Regions from separate parts of the Mus musculus genome. Here region 2 is linked to region 1. Evidence: chromatin loops called from intact Hi-C (ENCODE). Cell type or tissue: gastrocnemius. All regions are shown on one strand. Each heading gives the region's core, and the rest is flanking DNA. Links, peaks and the distances in the headings are about the cores only.

Region 1 (7,404 bases), core at 3,405-7,404:
TTGATTTTGGCCTGGAGCAAATTGGAAAGAACGCACTAGGGCAAAGGAAAGAAAATTGCCCACAGACATATTAGCTAAATAACCTAGTTTATGTTTTGGGTTTTGCTTTGTTCTGTTTGAGGGAAGGAGGATACCACAAAGTCTCAGCCCAGGCAGGTCTCAAACTCACCGAGGTTTCTGCCTCTGTCTCTGAAGTTGAAAGCCCTAGACCCTGTGCCACCACACCCAGTTCTGACTTGGCGGGTTATTGCAAGTTGGCTTCGCCTGTTTACCTGCTCTGCCTGCCCCTACGGGCTTCGGGCAAAGACTGCTAGGTGAAGTACTCACTCCTAGCTGGGAATGGTGACAACACTGTCACCTTGTCCCTGCACCATAGATAAGGAGCCTAATCTTCCCAACTGCAAGCCCTGACCTTTGGCTTCCTCATTGTGGTGCAACGTCTTTAATGCAAAGTTCAAGTCCCTTTAGGGACTAAATATGAGCACTGAATTCCAATCCGCCAAACTGATAAGAACACAAAATATTCTTATGCCATATTTTAAAACAGGGTAAGAGCCTTACTTCAAAAGCCCCTTGGAACATCTAACAGGCCACATAGCAGAGGCCCATTGTCTCCACCACCTTCTCAGAAGTGAATCCTAAACTTGCAATCAATCCCACTACTGAGGTAGAGGCAAGAGGATCTAGAGTTCAAAGTTAGCCTCAGTTACATAGTTTAAGGCCAGCCCAGGCTATGGAAGACCTTGTCAAAAAAAAAAAAGGCTCAGAGATGACTCAGCAGTCAAGACCCAATTTCTGTTACCAGCGCCTTATCAGGTGGTTCACAATCAGTAGTGAACTCAGCTTCAGGGGATCTGGTGGCATACATGTGGCATTCGCTCACAGACATATACACACAGATTAAATATAAAATGGAAATCCCAACAAATGTAAAGACAGAAACCAACTGGGGGAGTGGGCAAGAGATAAAAGGTCAATTCCACCCCCAGTACTGTCCAGTAGATGGTGATATGCTCTAGTTTGATGCCTTTTAAAGATCTTTCCTCTCTGCCAGCACTGAGACATCTCAGGGTAACCACATTTCCCCTCAAGCTTGCTCTCAGCTCCCCAACTGTTCCTTCTTCATTCCCATACCACAGCCACAAAGCCTGACTCCTCCCACAAGGGATCCAAAACCTCTACTAGGAAGTCCTCGTGAGATCAGATTAAAATACCCTTGGCATATTCAAATATGTAAAATATGGGTTACCTGCATGGCTGCAGTCTTCTACCCTGTTTTTTTTTTTTTTTTTTTAAGAGCCCTGGTTAGCCCCCAACTTGCTATGTAAACCAGGGTAGCCCTGAACACCGAGAACCCCTTACCTCTGCTTTTGCCTCTGAGCACTGAGAATAAAGGTGTGCAGTACCGTGGCCTGCTCTGCCCTGTTCTTTAGAAGGATCTGTGAAAAACACAATGGACCTCCAGTCCCTCCCTCCTCGACTTCCTGCAACCACTTAATTTTTATTTTATTTTATTTTATTTATTTATTTAGGTTTTTCGAGACAGGGTTTCTCTGTGCAGTCCTGGCTGTCCTGGAACTCACTTTGTAGACCAGGCTGGCCTCGAACTCAGAAATCCGCCTGCCTCTGCCTCCTAAGTGCTGGGATTACAGGCGTACGCCGCCACCACCACTGCCTGGCTTTTTTGTTTTTTATGTGATGAGTGTTTTGCTTACATGTATGCCTGTACATCACATGTGCATATCTAGTGTTTGCAGAGGTCAGAAGAGGGTGTCCAGATCCCCTGGAACTGGAGTTACAGTCAGTTATTAGTCATCTTGTGGGTGCTGGGAATCAAACCTGGATCCTCTGGAAAAACAACTGGTGCTCTTAACTGCTGAGCCATTCCTCCAGTCAACCCTCTCCCACTTTCATTACCTTATTCACCTTCCTTTGGTATATAGACACCAGAGGCTCTCAATGAACAACACAGGTAATATACATAAAGTATAAATCATTTATTTTCCTTCTAATCCTTAGCTCAGTACATCGATGGCTTTTCTTCACCCTTCGGGTTGACGATTTTCTCTAGGTTGCTGCTGATGATATGATAAAGCTCAGCCTAGAGGAAGGCCAAAGGAATACAGTTAGGTTCTTGGCTTCCCACGCCCCCTGCATCCACGTCCCTCAGGAGCTCACTCCACACTCACATAGAAGGCCCTCAGGTCCAGCACCATGGCCCTAAGCGCCCCATAGGCTGCTTCATCTCGCTCATGCACCAAGGCCCGGTAATCCATCTGGGAAGGAGGAGGCAAACTGAGTCAGCACCATGGGAGGTCGGGACTCTTAACTTTGTTTTCTCATACATAGAAGAGATTAGCTGGAAGATTACCCCATCTTAGCACCAACACACACAGTATTAAGTAAGGAAGTAAGTAAGGGTCGAAGATATTAGAGCCCTAATCAGCTCTGCTTTTTGGAATAGTATCTTCCACATGGTATAAGTCAAAAAGCAGGACCAGGTCCTCTTTCTTCCCACCTCAATTCCACCCCCGGGGCCAGCCTCAACTAAAGGACTGGAGGACTGTGCACTCACTACATGGGTGTCCTTGGAAGCCTTGGCTACAGCGTCCCCTCGTTCTGAGAAGTACCTGTGAGAAGGAAGGAATGTGTGTGAATGGAAACAGCCACATCCACCCACCCACCCCGCCCGTCTCCCATCACTCTGAAAGAACCGCCTAGCTTCAAGAATCCCTGTAGGGTCCCTGGGTTCCTGCAGCTGCTCTCACTTGGAAATGGTTGTCTGGAAAGCTTCTACTTTGGTCTTGACAGCATTCACTCTCTCCAGCACCTTCTCCTGCAGAGACGTGAGAAGCAAAGACAACAGTTCATCCCCCCCCCTTTCCTGTTTCTTCTTCCTCTGACCTCCGGGTGATGGCCTTGTTTCCATCCCTCCCTCTTGAGTCTCCTCCCACTCTGTCTTCAGTCACCAATTCTTACCTGAATTGCCACCCCAAAATCATTTCCATCCTCAATCTTGGGGATCAGGTGCTGGATCCATGTGATTACCTATGTTAAAAGGAGGACTCACTCAACAAAATCACTGAGGCCTAATATACTACTTCTTTTCTTAAAATTTCTTGTTATTATTTTTTTATACGTGTATGTTTTTTATAATTCCCCTTTATGGGTATTTAGCTATATGCATGCCTATGTCCCATGTGCATGCCTGGTGCCCACATGGGCCAGAAAAGGGTGTTGGATTCCCTGGGGACTGAGGTCACAGAAAGCTGTGAGCGTCTATGTGGGTGCTGGGAATCAAAAGTGAGTCTTCGGGGCTGGAGAGATGGCTCAGCAGTTAAAAGCACTGACTGCTCTTCCGAAGGTCTTGAGTTCAAATCCCAGCAACCACATGGTGGCTCACAACCATCTGTAATGGGATCTGATGCCCTCTTGTCTGAAGATAGCTACAGTGTACTTACATATAATAAATAAATAAACCTTTAAAAAAAAGTGCCGGGCGTGGTGGAGCACGGCTTTAATCCCAGCACTCGGGAGGCAGAGGCAGGCAGATTTCTGAGTTCGAGGCCAGCCTGGTCTACAAAGTGAATTCCAGTACATACACGAAATGGAAAACCTACCTGCACATGCCTGGGTGCACACAAACACACAATTAAAAAGTATATATCTAGATATCTAGATATATACACACACACACACATATCCATCCATATATATCCAAGACACAAAAGCCAGTCTTATTATATATTAGGTCTCTGGGTTGAAGACCTGCATCTCTGACTGGACCACAGCTGTGCTGTGCTTTTCTTCCCACCTCCCCCAGGGCCCAGGCTCACCAGAATGCACTTCTCTTTGAGAGTCCAGACTTCTGGCTTAACCAAAGCGAGCAAGGCCAGAAGCTTCTCGTTCCCCGGGAGGTAGCCACACTTAGGGACTAAGAGAAAGATGAGAGTGGGGCCTTTATGTCACCCACATCCCTGCACCAGCCTCCCCCCTCCTCACCAGGTCTCCATTACCTTCCTTCTTCTCCTGCTTGTCTGTTTCCATCTAAGGCAAAATAAGGAAAGCAGCTTTAGAACAGTCTTGGAGGCTGCCACACTGTGGTGGTGTTGCCACTGGCTTAGAGTTCAGGCTCTGCACACTGAATGCCTTACCTCGTCATCCTTGGGTGGAGGATCTGGGATAGGGATGTCCAGAGGAGCCCGGAGGGAGGAGAGGTCGGCCACATTGAGGGAATCCTCCTGTAGAATTTATTCTCAGACACTACCCAGCCTCCTCCCTTCACCAGACACAGCCTTCCATCTCTCTTCCTCCCAACCCAGGCTCAAGCCTTTTTTTTTTTTTGAGACAGGGTTTCTCTGTATAGCCCTGGCTGTCCTGGAACTCACTTTGTAGACCAGGCTGGCCTCGAACTCAGAAATCCGCCTGCCTCTGCCTCCCGAGTGCTGGGATTAAACGTGTGTGCCACCACACCCGGCCAGGCTCACTCAGCTCCCAGCATGCTGATGCCCGTCAGATGGGTGATGAGAGGTGTCAGGAGATGGAGCAGAGGGGTCTATACTACTCACCTGCAAGAGCTGACTCAGGGATATGATTTTCCGTGGCAAGAAAGTGCAGAGGAAGTCATCAGCCTGCAAGTTACATTACAAAAATAATCATGCAAGAGGTTTGTTGATACGTATCAGAAGTTGGCCCATGGAAATCACTGAGCTCAAGACTCTCGTATGAGGAAACCCTAGCCCTGGAAATAAAGGGACTTGCCCAATCTCATGAAGGGCAGAAGTAGGGCTATGGGGTTTTCCCTTTGGGCGACATCTTTACCTTTCCATTCAAGGGGAGTGGCAAAAGCAGTTAAGAGTTCTAAGATTGATCAGATTACAAGTAGAAACAAATCATTGCAGTTCACCTTGAGTAAGCATGAAGGTTCGGAGACACCAAAATTAAGGTGAACTGGTGGGTTACTCAGAGCTTGTGGCCCTAGAGTTCTGCACTAAGACTCTGGGTTACATCGACTGAATTCAGAGACTTACCTCCTGGAAAAGATTTTGTCTGAAGACATCCACCTGCACAGACAGAAGTAGCCGGATGCTGGTTAGGGTTTAGTTTGTATAGAATAAGGGCCCACTCCCAACCTAGGTGCCTTCCAACTCTAGCCCAAACCTGTCCCACAAAGCTAGTTTCCCCCTGGAGGAGCCTGCTCAGTGCACAGATTGGCTCGAGGACACGGCACTGGCAATCCCTGAGCAGAAGTGAAAGAAAGCCCTAAAGAAAGAGAGGCCGGTGGAGTTCGCTCGCAAGGCCCCATTGGTGCCCAGGAGCACCGAGCTTTATCTCCGTTAGGACTTCTCACTCCTTCCTGGCTTCGGTTCCCATTTACCTGTTTTCGGGCTTCTCCACTCAAGCGGACCCCACAAGGCTTGGCCATGCTTCCCCCCACTTGGCAGCTCTCGAGCCTGGGCTAGCAGCCCCAGCTTTCGCTTTCACTCTCCAGGCCCAGACCCACCCCCCTCAGCCACGCCCCCTCCCTTTTTTCTCCTCCTCCTGGCCGGCCACCAACCGTGAGTAGTACCCCCTCAGCCATTCCCAGCTAGTTGCCACTAGGAAGGGCGGTGTTGGCTTCATCATCAGGGGCTGTCCAAGGGAGGAGCTAGGAAAGCGTGGGACGGCGGAGACTCAAATAGAGGCGGCCTCTCGAGAAGGGCGGAGCTTATAGTATGGACCGTCCAGGGGAAGTACTGGACTGAGAGAGGGTGGGACAATAGGAAAGGGGGTACCCAGAGGTGGGGTTCCATGACGCTAGACTGAGGAGGGGACCAAGTAGGATCCGAGAGAGTAGGAAGGATAAGAAGGAGGAAAGCCTGGCAAGATGGAAGGGAGCAGGACGAGCGGGACTGCCTTCCCTTCAGGACAGACTAGAGAAGGGAGGAGCCCGCCTGAGCCGGGCTAAGGGCAGCCAGAGCCGGTCCCCGATAAGGTGGGACTTCCCCGCCGGGGAATGGAACAGAACCAACACTATGGAAATAAAGATAGCAAAGCTCTGGGCAAAATTAACCCCTCGCATGGGAGGTGGGTCCCTCCGGAAGGGGCGGGATAGTTTAAGGGAAGGCGAAGAAGAGAGCCTGATTCGGAAGGAAAAGGTTCCGTAGCATTATGGGAGGAGCCCGGGCCGCGGCTTCTTCATTGGCGGCGACCTGGCCACCCTTCCTGATCTCAGCTTTACCGTCACTCCGAACCCTCCTTTTCCTCTAAAGTGGCCCACAGTCCCGCCCTCTCTGCCAGGACTTCCTGTTCCCGGTAACCCTGGCCGTGGATGGGGCTGAGCGGGGCGGTGGCTTAAGTGACCCGGGCTGCTGTGGCGCCGCGCGCACCTGCGCCAGCCCCTGGAGGGCAGAGAAGCTGAGCCTGTCTCCAGTCTCAGGATGCCGGGAGACGAGGAGCGAGGCTTCCTGGCGGCCCGCGAGGAGCTGGCGAGCGCCCTGAGGTGGGATTCTGCGCAGGTTTTTCCCCTGGAGCAGCTCATGCCGCTTCTGGCCACCTCTCTGCCACCAGCCGCCCGCTACCTGCAGCTGGACGCCGGACGCTTGGTCCGCTGCAACGCTCATGGGGAGGTGAGGTCAAGCCCGCCCGGCGCTCCATGGAAGGGGACCTAGGCTCAGAGGCCAGGTGGGCTAGGCTCACGACTCTGCTTTTCTGAATGCTCCCAGCCTCGAAACTACCTCAACACCCTATCCACGGCCCTGAACATCCTGGAAAAATATGGTCGCAACCTCCTCAGCCCGCAGCGGCCCCGGTATTGGCGCTCAGTGAAGTTTAATAACCCCGTCTTTCGCAGCACGGTGGATGCTGTGCAGGTGAAACTCTTGGACCTTATCGGAGAAGGGGACTAGACCTGTGCTTAGGGTTGACCAGAAAGGCTTGAGGGTGTGCTGAGTGGGGGACCAGCTCTATTGCCTAGGAGGTCTGTTAGATGGTGACCGGGTCCTGAATGTGTGCCAGGGTGGCCGGGATGTACTACGGTTGTATGGCTATACTGAGGAGCGCCCAGATGGATTGAGTTTCCCCGAAGGGCAGGAGGAACCAGATGAATACCAGGTTGCTGTTGTCACACTAGAAGTACTGCTGCTTCGCACCGAGCTCAGTTTGCTGTTGCAGGTGAGATGACCTTCTGATTCTAAGGATTTTAAGTACTTGACTGGGAGCCCCAAGGCACGTTGAGACACCCCCACCCCCGTGCAGGGAAATTCTGTTGCTGCAGCAGCCAGCCTGGAAGCTTCTGTTACACTTTCTCCCTCTGGAATGTTAGGAGATCAGGGCTTACAGGGAGAACGTTGTTCAAGGTGGGAATTCTTTTCATCATCTTGTTTGCAGAATACTCATCCCAGACAGAATGCACTGGACCAGCTG
Region 2 (5,438 bases), core at 1,439-5,438, 81 kb after region 1:
ATATGTGGTACCACTCCCATTTTGGTTTGGTTTTCTGTACAGGCTTTAAATTGTCAATAATAAAAATTAATGTTATTAAGCTCACACACAATGGAAGTGGAAACTTCACGCACAATGGAAGTGGAAACTTCTAGTTTCATCAGAAAGTTAGTTACATCAAATGAAGTTTTACTGGGGCACACGGGTGAAAGGATATCTTCCTAAAGCAAACATGTGCAACAACACTGCTATCCTGAAACAGGCACAGGAGAAAGGCTGCTTGATGAAGGTGTATAATATGACCCCACAGACAGCACTGAGCCTTGGTTTGGTTTGCACTCCCTAACGACACACACACGTACGGGTTCGCCTTATACAGCGTTGCTAAGAAAAACTCGCCCAAGAACTGCTCTCGAGGTTCCTGCAGCAGCTTATTGCTTCTGCGGCCTCCCCTCAGGCTGGTTGGTGAACCTGCCGGTTTCTTCAGGATTGAACTCCAGTTGCTGGTCATGCCTGATGTCTGATTGCTGAAAGGACTGGTCTATAGCTGCCATTTCATGCCTAGTGTCTAGAGGACTGTTCTGCAGCTGCTGAGTTGTATTTGGTGTTTAGTATGGGACTGAACTGCTGCCAAAGAAGATTGAACTAGTAACTTTTCTCTTCCACTACTTCTGCTGGGTGGTGGGCTAGAGGAGAGGTTGAACCCTTATTCGAAGTAGGTTGCAAAAAATGTATGTCTACACACATATTTTGAAACAGAGTCTCACCACTGGTCTGGTGTGAGCAGCCATGACAGGCCTGCCCTTTCCTGGGTGCTGGGAATCTCAGGCCCTCATGCTTACAGACCAAGTGCTCTTCCTCACTGAGCTGACTCTCCAGGCCTAAAAGGCATTCCTTGTTTGTTTTTGTTTTGTTTTTTTGAGACAGGGTTTCTCTGTATAATGTTCCTGGCTGTCCTGGAACTCCATTTGTAGACAAGGCTGTCCTGGAACTCAGAGATCTGCCTGCCTCTACCTCCTGAGTACTGGGGTTAAAGACATGCACTACCACATGTTTCCAGGAGATATTCTTGATACAAAGTTATCATACTGTGATGGTGAAAGATCTCTATATTATGGATTGGAGGTTTTTGTTTGTTGTTTTGAGACAAGGTCTCACTATGTAATAAGGCAACTGGAATGCTGCATCCCAGCTTCTGCAGGCTGGGAAGATAACTGGTAGACTCCCTGGAAAACAATTTGACAGTTCTTTTAAAGTTATATATAACATCTACACGGCCTAGTAATTCCACTTCAAGATATTTATAAAAAAAGAAAAGAAGGGCTGGAGATAGCTCAGAGGTTAAGAGCACTGGCTGCTCTTCCAGAGGTCCTGAGTTCAGTTTCAAGCAACCACATGGTGGCTCACAGAGATCCAGTGCCCCCTTCTCCCCTGTAGGCATACATGCAGCCAGAACGCTGTATACATAACAAATAAATCTTTCAAAAAAAAAACCCAAAAAACAAAAAAACAAAACTGTGTTCCAAATACCTGGCAGACTAGCAGGATTAACCCTCGATTAAGGTAATGGGAAGGTAACTTATGATAGAAAATGCTACATTTTATTTGAGGTCCACAGACATAAGGTAATACATTTCATTCAGAAATGGTTTAGGCTGGTAGCTACCATACATAATGTCCTACGCCATTCCAAACAAAACAAAACCAGGAAGGACTTAATTGTGAAGAAGAAAGTGGTATAGATAGGCAAGAAATCAGCAATACAGAGAAACAGCTGAAAAATGAATAATGTCCAAAGAACATTCACAGTGTGTGTGTGTGTGTGTGTGTGTATGTGTGTGTGCAAGAAAGAGATGGACAAAGGGATTAATATTAGATAGAAGTGGGGCTAAAGAGATGCCTCAGTGGTTAAGAGCACTCTTTCCAAGGAGCTGGATTTGGATCCCAGAACTCACATGGTGGCTCACAACTACCTGTAATTCCAGTTCCAGGGAATCTAGTGGCCTCCTTGGGCACCACCAGGCACACAGGTGCCAAGACATATAAGCACGGACAGCACCCATACACACACATATACTAAAGATGCGATTTAAAAAAAAAGAATAGGCAGGTGCTGCAGAACAGAAGTTAGACAATATTAAGACGATGTCTGCCTGTAATCCTAGCCTCTGGCGGTTCACATGCAGCAGGCTGTGAGACTGTGGATGGGGGGCTGGGGGTGGGCTGCTTGTCTTAGCAATTAGAGGGCTAACACAGGTGGATCTCCACAAGCTTGAGAGCAGCCTAGGCTACAGAGGCTGGTTCAAAATCCCAAGTAATCCTCCACCTCCACCACCACCGCCATCATAGATCCACTGAACAGGGAGGGACTATCATTCTTATGATCCATTAAGTCTGAGCCTACCCAAAACACAGTGTTGTATATATTAAAAACAAAGAATAAAATGGTGTTTAAAACTCAAAGACCTGCTGGGCAGTGGTGGCGCACGCCTTTAATCCCAGCACTTGGGATGCAGAGGCAGGCGGATTTCTGAGTCCGAGGCCAGCCTGGTCTACAGAGTGAGTTTCTGGACATCCAGGGCTGCACTGAAAAACCCTGTCTCCAAAAACAAAACAAAACAAACAAAAAGAGTCAAAGACCTATTGCTAATTCATAGATTACCCATGTCTGAAAAACAGTAATCATCAACTTGCCCTCTGACTTCAATCTTTAATTAAAGTTTTTTTTGGAAGGAATGTAGAAAAAAAGGCTAATAGTTGACGTGTCCAGTAACTGAAGATAGACTGAACACAGCAATGAAAAGGTCAGATTAATGCCAGGCCTCCTCATTATTATCATTTTTGTGTCTCTGTCTAAATGTACAGCAGAATGGCCTGATGGGTTTAAAACTGAACATCTACGGGAGTTGAAGACAGAGTACCAAGAACCAACGCATCGATAAGTAGCCTAAATTAGCCAAAGAAATGAGGCTAGTTCTTAATGTCCAGTTCCGACAGAAGGTGCCTAGTACCACTCCGAGCTTAGCTACTGTAAGACGGGTGAGACACTAACCTTGGCTCGTAGTCTAGCTACTGAAAGGCCCTCACTTTCATCAGACTCTAATCAGTGCTGTGCTCTGGAGGGAGCCTGTGTTAGGGCCTGAGAGAAGTATACAATCTAGGCATGAAGAACAGGGGACAAAGCTTTCCCAAAAAATTCTGGAGTGAGGAGCCAAGCTGCTGCCAGGCCTTCTCTATGACTGCAAGGGCTTGAATACAGTGAGACCAGGACAAACGCTGCCTCCTTCTGGGTCTGAATACAGACTGGCAAGAAAGTAGGACAGGCTTCCTTGTAAGACCCGAAGTCTTCAGGCTGGATCGGCCTCCAGAGCTCAAAGCCTCCCGGGGTCCCCCTAGTTCCCATCAAGCCTCGCGCAGGGCCCCGAGGGTGTCAGCCCTCCAAGTTCAGGAAAGGCATGGTTTTCCTTCCCGCCTCTCCCTTAAGGCGCAGCGGCCAACCCTGCACCGAGTCTTGGAAAGTCTGGAAACGCTCCCACCTTCACTTTAATTAGCATCTTCTTCCCAGGTTGGGGTTGCAGGCGGCTAGAGTGCTGCTTCTCCCGCTGTGGTCGCTGCTGCCGCTGCCGCTTCCCAGCACTCCACGGCAAGGAACACTTCTGCTTCCGGGTCACTCTCTGGACCCACCCTCTCCTCTTTCCACCGGGTTCCCGAAACGCTCAGGAGTGCCCTCGTGTTCTGTGTCAGTGGGGTTGTAAAGAGAAAGGCAAGTCGGCTAGGAACAGCCAGACGGCGCCCTGAGACCCCGCGCGTGGCCACCGAACTGGTGTTAGCGGCGAGCTGGAACGGAACAAACTACTTGTCCCATCATGCCTGGAGGCAGCTCTGTCCTTTGCATCCTAGGAGTTGTAGTTCTTCTGCCGCTCGCACTCAACGGCAGCTTGAGTGTGTGGACTCTGTTACCCAGAAGGCCTTGCACAGCGCCCGAAGCTAGAATTCCTTGGGTAGTCGAGTTTGCAATTAGCGGAACTCGTTCGAGTGGCCCTGAAGGCTCATCGAGGCTGCACGCGGCTAGTTGCTAAGCAAAAGAATCTTTGGTCAACTGCCACCTGAGTCAAAGCAACAGGAAGTGAGTACCGCTATGCCGGAAGCTGGTTAAAATCTCTTTTCTCATCCCTAAGTTAGCTTCTTACTCTAAGTTGCCCTTTGCAGGGGCGAAAAAAGGGAGAGTAACTAGGTAAGGAAGCACCTTCAGGAACCATAATCTCTTCCCAATTCTCCCTAAAAATCATACCTGGGATTGAAGCATTAGGATAATCCAGACACTGGATGGTCCCAGGGAGACTTGAAGAACCACACCCTGATCTGACTTTACACAGTTTAAGCGTGAGAGGCGAACTTTGTTACTTCCCAGTCTTACAGCCTCATTTTTTTTTAAATCTAACTCCAGCTTTGCATCATGCCTCATATTGATAATGATGTGAAACTTGACTTCAAGGATGTCCTGTTGAGGCCCAAACGCAGCACTCTTAAGTCTCGAAGTGAGGTGAGCCAGTTGTCTTCCTTGGTTTTTATTTATTTATTTATTTTTACCTCAAGCTTCTAATGGACCAGGTCCAAGAAAGCTGTCAGGTTCGAGAACGATACATATTTTCTGAATGAATGAAATCTTAATGTCCTCTTAATGTCTGCAGGTAGAGCTCACAAGATCATTTTCGTTCCGGAACTCAAAGCAGATGTACAGTGGCATCCCTGTCATTGCTGCCAATATGGATACCGTGGGCACTTTTGAAATGGCTAGGGTTCTCTGTAAGGTGAGATTAACCTTATGCCCCCTACCAGATCTTCTCCCAGCTAGCGGCTACAGAGGAATTGCATCTGTATTCCCAGTCTCTGGCAATTAACAGAATGTTGTGTTTACTATTTTTTTTTCCATTACTAAGAACCATTTGATCAGTTCAAAGATCTGTCTGAACTAGTGAGATTCAAATTTAGATCTGTTTCATCTTTTTTATTATAATCTCCCATAAATTATATACTTTACCAAATTCTTCCAGTGCCCACCCAGGTCAACCCAAGCACATGCATTTCTTCAGTCAGTCATTGTTTGAACATTAAGCAGTCACTGTTTAGTCCAGAAATTAAATACTGTTTTGAGTATTTAAAAATTTTCAACCTGGGATATTACAGAAAAAAGGAGTTTATTAGTTTTCTTGTATGCCTACTATTATTTTAATTTTTCACTTCTTTAAGGTTCTTTTAGGTTCCTGGGAGTTTCTGAGATCTATCCCAAATGGAAGTTTTGTTCTTAAATACAGATTGTTCCCTTTGAAAATGGAAGACACTGCTCCTGACAGTAATATCACTTGCCTCTATGCATGTAGTTGAGAAGGTAGATAGTTGCCTGGGCACTTTTGAGAACATAATGTGCTTTGCTGATTAATCCTAGTATCCCTAGTTGG

The links. Hi-C counts contacts between places; a loop is a spot of excess contacts. Peaks named below come from ENCODE experiments on the same cell type or tissue, not always from the same donor. Only the 100,000 strongest peaks of a DNase experiment are listed, where the experiment ranks them.
Region 2: a loop joins it to region 1, with 9 times the contacts of the local background. A loop is called at or near these places in 1 of 42 quality-filtered maps.

What each region holds. Positions count from the first base shown.
Region 1 is chr14:55,585,465-55,592,868 of GRCm38, forward strand. Psme2 (proteasome (prosome, macropain) activator subunit 2 (PA28 beta)) reads right to left here and starts at 5,557. Exons shown (of 11, transcript NM_011190.3): 1 at 5,378-5,557; 2 at 5,031-5,063; 3 at 4,569-4,631; 4 at 4,155-4,241; 5 at 4,017-4,047; 6 at 3,837-3,934; 7 at 2,980-3,048; 8 at 2,769-2,836; 9 at 2,576-2,630; 10 at 2,190-2,276; 11 at 1,976-2,101. The coding sequence starts at 5,425. The coding sequence ends at 2,021. Rnf31 (ring finger protein 31) reads left to right here and starts at 6,278. Exons shown (of 21, transcript NM_194346.3): 1 at 6,278-6,608; 2 at 6,705-6,851; 3 at 6,997-7,152; 4 at 7,369-7,404. The coding sequence starts at 6,420. In gastrocnemius, for the core only: no CTCF peak of the experiment used is centred there; DNase peaks (open chromatin) are centred at 5,597, 6,197 and 6,975; H3K4me3 peaks cover 2,941 bases; H3K27ac peaks cover 2,994 bases.
Region 2 is chr14:55,668,280-55,673,717 of GRCm38, forward strand. It overlaps Nedd8 (neural precursor cell expressed, developmentally down-regulated gene 8), which reads right to left and starts at 3,601. Exons shown (of 4, transcript NM_008683.4): 1 at 3,516-3,601. The coding sequence starts at 3,533. Gmpr2 (guanosine monophosphate reductase 2) reads left to right here and starts at 3,956. Exons shown (of 10, transcript NM_177992.2): 1 at 3,956-4,105; 2 at 4,427-4,522; 3 at 4,671-4,790. The coding sequence starts at 4,436. In gastrocnemius, for the core only: no CTCF peak of the experiment used is centred there; DNase peaks (open chromatin) are centred at 3,433 and 3,933; H3K4me3 peaks cover 2,641 bases; H3K27ac peaks cover 2,059 bases.